Regions from separate parts of the Homo sapiens genome. Here region 1 is linked to region 2. The links are chromatin contacts, found by Hi-C in ENCODE. All regions are on one chromosome and are shown on one strand. Each heading gives the region's core, a stretch centred on a gene start or an enhancer-like site at or near the end of the contact. The rest is flanking DNA. Distances are from core to core; before and after follow the strand shown. Region 1 holds the start of LINC02119 (long intergenic non-protein coding RNA 2119). Region 2 holds the start of LINC02107 (long intergenic non-protein coding RNA 2107).

Region 1 (3,222 bases), core at 478-2,977, 120 kb before region 2:
AGTCTCTTCAACCCCAAAAGTTCTACTAGTTGTGTTTTCTTTATTTATGAAGGAGTGGAATCCAAGAAGACAAATATAACCCTTGCTTCAACTCTTGCTTCCTCACTGTGCTCAATAAATATGTATTCACAATGATGTTATGCCACATGTCTAATCTTGAAGTTGACTTATGGTCCACCCAGAGGGAGGAAATATGTGAAAGGATTATTAAGGGATAAGAGAAGGAGCTAACAACAGAAGACATTGTGGAAAGTTATCTATTCATTCATCAAGCATGTGTTTAGGACCTACTACATGAGAAATTGGGTTAGATCCAGGAGATCTGAAGGAGGCACAGTCCTTGCTTTTATGGAACTCCTAGATTGATACTTAGAACATTTCATTCAATTGGGAGAAAATAGTGGAGGTGATTTTGCTTTTCATTGAGGTAAACCCTACCAAAAACATTTCATTATTATTAGCTCTTCTTCCATTCATATTTTGTGCATCTGACTTTCTTTCTTTCTTTCTTTTTTGAGATGGAGTCTCGCTTCTTCGCCCAGGCTGGAATGCTATGGCCCAATCTCGGCTCACTGCAACCTCCCCCTCCCAGGTTCAAGCAATTCTCCTGCCTCAGTCTCCCAAGTAGCTGGGATTACAGGCATGTGCCAGCACTCCTGGCTAATTTTTGTATTTTTAGTAGAGACGGGGTTTCACCATGTTGGCCAGACTGGTCTCAAACTCCTGACCTCAAGTGATCTGCCTGCCTCAGCCTCCCAAAGAGCTGAGATTACAGGTGCGAGCCACCGCACCCAGCTGACTTTCCTTCTTTCTAATATTCTAAAGAGTACTGGACTCTGATCCAGCATCCCCGGTTTCTAGTTTCAGTTCAGCTGCAAACTGTGTGATCTTAGGCAACAAGGCCAACCCCCAATGCTTAGTTACCACATCTCTTCAAAGAGTACCGAACACTTGTTCCTCATGCCTCAAGCAATTTTTATCAGGACGTAAAGGTATTCAGGACAACAAAAAAAGTGTATAAGAACTATATTATATAAGATGATTTTATTAACTAGTCAACAATGATGTCATTCACCCATCTGAAGTTGCCTCTTCTCCCTCAAAGGGAAAAATATGAATGTTTAAGTTTTTTTATACAGTAATTTATTTTGCAAGTTGCATTTTTCCTTTAGTATACTGGTTTATTTTCTGCATTTTGAAGAACAATTAATCTAGTTGCTCATCAAATTACTGTACAACTTTATATATTATATTATTTCATTTCCTTATTCCAACTCAGAAAGTATGGAGATCTATTTCTATGGAATGAGGAAGGAGGATATGCTAAGTTTATTTAATAAAGACTCATGAAAATTTATCCAAAAAAATTTCCCTTCTAGGTCACAAAAATATGATCTCCTGCAAATAGCTGAATCTAAAAGACCCATCAGATGATCAGAGAGTCACTGAAAATGCTTACTAAACCAACCCTTACTCTAGAAATCAGGAAAAGAAAGAAAACTTGAAGAAGCTCAGATTTGACAATTCTGACATTTGGAAAATCAAGTCAGCAAAGAAAGCTGCTGTCAAAGAATGTGAGCAAGGCCATTTACAATGTAACCATACCTACTCATTCAGCTCTGTATCCATTCACTCTCTCCTTCAACATTCATTGAGCATCAAGCATGTGAAAGTGCTGCACTTGGTACTGAGCAGAACACCAGGCTCTCACTGAATGCTCTCATCACTGGTGGAACGGTCTATTAGCAAAATCGCAGAGCAGTGGAAAATATTAAAGCAAGATAACACCGAATTGAACAAAGCCACCTTTGAAACGCAACCTTTTAATATCAGGTTGAACAGCTCTTCCTATTTGCCCATCTGCTAACCTTTAAAAGATTCCTCTCATTGCTGATACGGCCAGTTGCCCCAGCCTGCCTTCAATAGTGCACAAAGGGCATCTTTGTTTTCCTCCCAGTGAACTCAGAGGCCAACCCAGGGAACAGTGAAATATCCAGGATGGAAATGAGGTGTCTCCGTGACAGCGGACTCCTTCTTTTGCCCCCATTTATCGAGATCAACATGACTGAGTCACCAGTAGATGAAACCAATGATTGTTTTACTCGGACTTCCCCAGAGTCACCCCCTGAGTCAGTGGGTAAACTGGGGTAAGAACCCAGCCTTGTCCTATGAGGCTGAGCGGGTCTACTATATTTATCCAGGGTCTCATGATTCTTAGTGCTTTTGCTCTGCCCTCTAATTTGCACTGTGCCTGCTATAATATCTAAACGGGAAGTTGCCAGCTAGAATGGTCATTATCCGAGAAATCTATTTAAACATGTTTATAAGGTCAAATGAAGTGGGTGGTGGATAAGCTAGACAGAAAACAAAAGCTTTGGCTCAGCATAGCCAGTGAGGCTAAAGCTAAAGAGAGAAGTGTTTTCATGTTGAATTTGCACATGGTAGAAAAAGGCAGTCTAAGCATAATTATATATAAATGCAGGAATGAGCAGTCAAAATATTAAAACGACCAAATGATTTCTATTTAAGAAGCTGGACAATGGAATTGACTTATGGTAAGTCAAGGGACTGTCTGTTTGAGGCAGCATGCCGGTATAGCAGAGCCCAAGATCAAATTTTGGAAAAGCTCCTAGTGTATCCCAACCAGTGGGAAGAGCTGGGATGATCAAGAAAGATGCCCAGAATCAACCAAAAATGACCTGGGGGAGACTTCACAATGGAATAGTGAATACTATTGAACAAGAGGGAAATAAGGAGGTGAGAAAAACACCTAATATCTCTGGGAGCCCAAGCTGGGATTCTTGTATATTTAAGACTTTGAAGAACAGCTCTCTGTACCAAAGAAATCCACATCTTAGAGTTAGGAGTCAACCATTTCATTATGTGACTGACCTCCAGGCTCTGCCAAGCCATTCTTCAACATCAAAGAGGAGGGAAGAGGGGAAAAGAAACTATTGTCATACGTCACTTAATGGTAGGGATACATTCCTTCTGAAATGCATCATTTGGCGACTTTGTCCTTGTGTGAACATCATAGTGTACTTACACAAACCTAGATGGTATAGCCTACTATACACCTAGGATATAAGGTATAGCCTATTGCTCCTACCCTACAAACCTGTACAGCATGTTACTGTACTCAATATTGTAGGCAATTATAACACAATGGTAAGCATTTTTGAATCTAAACATAGAAAAGATACAGTAAAAATACAGTATAAA
Region 2 (3,543 bases), core at 761-3,260:
TGCAGCCTTTAGAACAAGGTTCCAAGAGTTACTCGGATGTTGGCTGATGCTTACAAACCAATGCTAACAAGTGGAGTGTAAATGAATCAAAACCAGATAGATTCCATTTCCCTTCAAGTAAATGGAGGTTGGAGACGGGGAGGTGGTGGGAATGCTTCCCAAAATGTGAATTTTACCAAAACCACAGTGTTCTGTATAAAAACTAGAGAAATATCATCTGAGCTTCAACTAGGGCTGGGTTTCAAAGAGGTGACATGAAGAGGGAGAAATGACACCCAGGAGCACCCTTCTGTGCCAGGCCATGAGCTTCAGGAACACTGGTTTCACCCCCACAATAAACGGCACGGCTGGCAGGTGTTCTCCCCCGACTTCAGAGATGAGAAAATGAAACGGGTGTACTCGCGTCCCCTTCTCTAGGTCATTCAGCCAGGAAGTGATCCTGAAGGCCGTCTGCATTAGGAAACAGTGCTCTCTCACCTCCTGTGCTCTTGTTCCATGAGAATCATTGATTACTTCAGCAAGTATGATGTAATGATGCTTTAATGAGGCCATTTTGGAGCATTCTACCAATGCAATGCTAATCTTGTCAAGGCCAACACCTGTGCTGACTTAGATAGTGCCTATGGGAGAACTAGGTAAGGAGAGGTAGAGAGTCATATTTTTTGTTTTTGTTTTTGTTTTTGTTTTTGTTTTTGTTTTTGTTTTGTTTTAGAGACAGAGGTCTTGCTTTGTTACCCTGGCTGGAGTGCAGTGGCACAATCATAGCTCACTGCAGCCTCAAACTCCTGAGCTCAAGTGATTCTCCCACCTCAGCCTCCCAAGTAGCTGGGATTACAGGTACACACCATAATGCCTGATTAATTTTTACATTTTTTTTTGTACAGACAGGGTCTCGCTATGTTGCCCAGGATGGTCTCAAACTCCTGGCTTCAGACAATCCTTCTGTCTCAGTCTCCCAAAGTGCTGGGTTTACAGGCATGAGCCACTGCGCCCAGCAAGAGTCTTATCTTGATTTAACTTAGGATCACCGTGAATTTATGTCATAAATCCAAGTTACTCAACTGTGGGGCAGGCCTGTGCTTCACCTGCATTACCTAACTCCTTTAATCCTCAAAATGACTATGGGCTTTATAGCATTTTTATCCCTATTTTATGCCTAAGAAAACAGGCTTGGAAAGGCTAAGGAAGAGGCAGAGCCAGGATTCTCACCCAGCCTGCCTGACCCCTCCGAGTCCAGATCATGTGCTCTTACCCCCTTCACAAAACTAAAAGGTTAATAATTCTAGAAATTATGCAGCAGTGGCTTTTCAAGGTATGTGGTTATCACTGATAGCAGCTTCCTACACATGTATTCATTTATCCAACAGGTATTGATTAAGTGATTACAATATATAAGACTGGGGGGTTATAAAGAGATCAAAAAATGTTCAAGTTCTTGTCCTTAGTCTCAAGCCATGTACAGCCCAGACTTACTCAGTTCTGGATTTTCCCCTGGTCTTCTGGCTACTGTCCTTTATCTTTTCAACTCACTTGTTATTACAGCAGTTTATTTCTTTTGGACATGTCCAAATTTCTGGTTTAGATAAGTCTGTCCCTGAGACAAGTGAACTTCATCAAGAGATAAATGAATGGAGAGACAGCTTTAAACCAAGGGCCTCTGGCATTCATAGAGTATCAGAACTTGAAGGGATCTGACAGATGGAGCCTGTATTGGTCAGAGTAGTCTACCTGCTATAACAAACAAGCCCAAACGTTTACTTCTTGCTCTCACAAAATTCAAGGGGTACGTTTCTGGTTGGGCCTCTGTCACACCTGTGGTGATACGTGGGGATCCAGGTCCTCCCCTGCTGTGGCTCCCCCATCTCAACAAAGGGTTTCAGGATGCCCCAGACTTCATCCACACAGCAGACAGAAGGCAGAGAGAAACGTCAGAGCAGGCATACTTACTTCTAACTGACTCCTCCCATTCCATCGGCAAGAGCTAGTCACAGTGCCACCTTCACGCCAGGGCCTGGGAGGTCTGTATGCAGGTTACCGGGAAGAATAAGTCAGTTTAGTGAGCATTCGGCCCATAAAACCACCGTGCAGGTGAGGAAACTGCTGCAAAGTATCTACTGCTACAAAGTGCCTACGCGAATCAACCAGTGTCACATAGAAGCAGATTCCATATTCCACTGCAGCACTCTTTGCCTACAACATTGATGCTTCCTAAAAAGACGTGTCTTGCTTTTATTTCTTATATCACACTTACTATATAGATTTAAAAAATACAGAAAAACTTAAAGAAAATAAGTTTGCACTATACTTTTCCAACATAGTCGCTCTTTATGTTTTGATGCCCGCTAACCTCTTCCACGTGTGTACCCTTATTATATATCACACAGACAAATTTTAATTATAAAATGTTCCAAACATACAGAAAGCAGTATAAAAGAAACCTAGGGATGCGCCACTCAGATTTAACAAATGTTAACATTTTACCACATTTGCTCAGTTCTCTCCTTTAGAAATAAAATGGATCCAGCTGAAACTCATCTAATTCTTTCTCATTCCTAAAGGAAATGAAGAAGTGCTATCCTAAAGCTGGTGTGTATAGATCCTGTGAATGTTTCCGTACTTTTACTCTATATATATAGATAGAAACGTTTTTGTACTTTTACTGTATATATATAGATACAAATATATATACTGTATATATATAGATACGAATATATATACTGTATATATATAGATACGAATATATATACTGTATATAGATACGAATATATATACTGTATATATATTACAAAAAGTACTGTATATATATACAGTAAAAGTACAAAAACGTTTCTATATATATATATATACAGAGACAGTCTCATTCTGTTATATATATATACATATATATATATATACAGTAAAAGTACAAAAATGTTTCTATCTATCTATCTATCTATCTATCTATCTATCTATCTATATATATATATATAGAGAGAGAGAGAGAGAGTCTCACTCTGTTGCCCAGGCTGGAGTGCAGTGGTGTAATCTCGGCTCACTGCAACCTGCACCTCCTGGGTTCCAGCAATTCTCCTGTCTCAGCCACCTGAGTAGCTGGGCTTACAGCCGTGGGCCACCCTGCCTGGGTAATTTTTTAATATTTTTAGTAGAGATGGGGTTTTGCCATGTTGACCAGGCTGGTCTCAAACTCCTGGCCTCAAGTGATCCGCCCACCTCGGACCCCCAAAGTTCTGGGACTACAGGTGTGAGCCACTGCACCTGACCTTTACTATGCAATTAGATTCATAAAATGTATATTACTTTTGTACATTTTAGATTTTTGCATAAGTGATACAATGCCATATGTATTCTTTTGTACCTTGCTTTTTTCAGTCAGCATTATGTTTTAAGACTTACCCAAGTTGATCCATGGAGATTATTTTCATTCAGTTGAACTAGATGTAGTATTCCATTGAATGACTAAGCCACAGTTTATTACTCATTCTTCTCATATACAGTTAGATTGTCTCCATTTTTCCCTTCACAGTAGTTTTAAAAAACAAAATT

The links. Hi-C counts contacts between places; a loop is a spot of excess contacts on that map. Pooled maps may share reads with other maps.
Region 1: a map of Calu3 shows a loop between it and region 2 (3-fold over the local background). The contact joins the promoter of LINC02119 here to the promoter of LINC02107 in region 2. A Hi-C loop is called at or near these places in 1 of 168 maps with a recorded cell type or tissue (Calu3) and 1 of 50 pooled maps.

The regions. Positions count from the first base shown.
Region 1 is chr5:38,146,985-38,150,206 of GRCh38, reverse strand. It overlaps LINC02119 (long intergenic non-protein coding RNA 2119), which reads right to left and starts at 1,727. Exons shown (of 2, transcript NR_134272.1): 1 at 1,606-1,727. All of the region lies in intron 2 of LINC02107 (long intergenic non-protein coding RNA 2107), which reads right to left. RefSeq lists a silencer at 1,846-2,140.
Region 2 is chr5:38,024,164-38,027,706 of GRCh38, reverse strand. It overlaps LINC02107 (long intergenic non-protein coding RNA 2107), which reads right to left and starts at 2,010. Exons shown (of 3, transcript NR_147009.1): 1 at 1,948-2,010.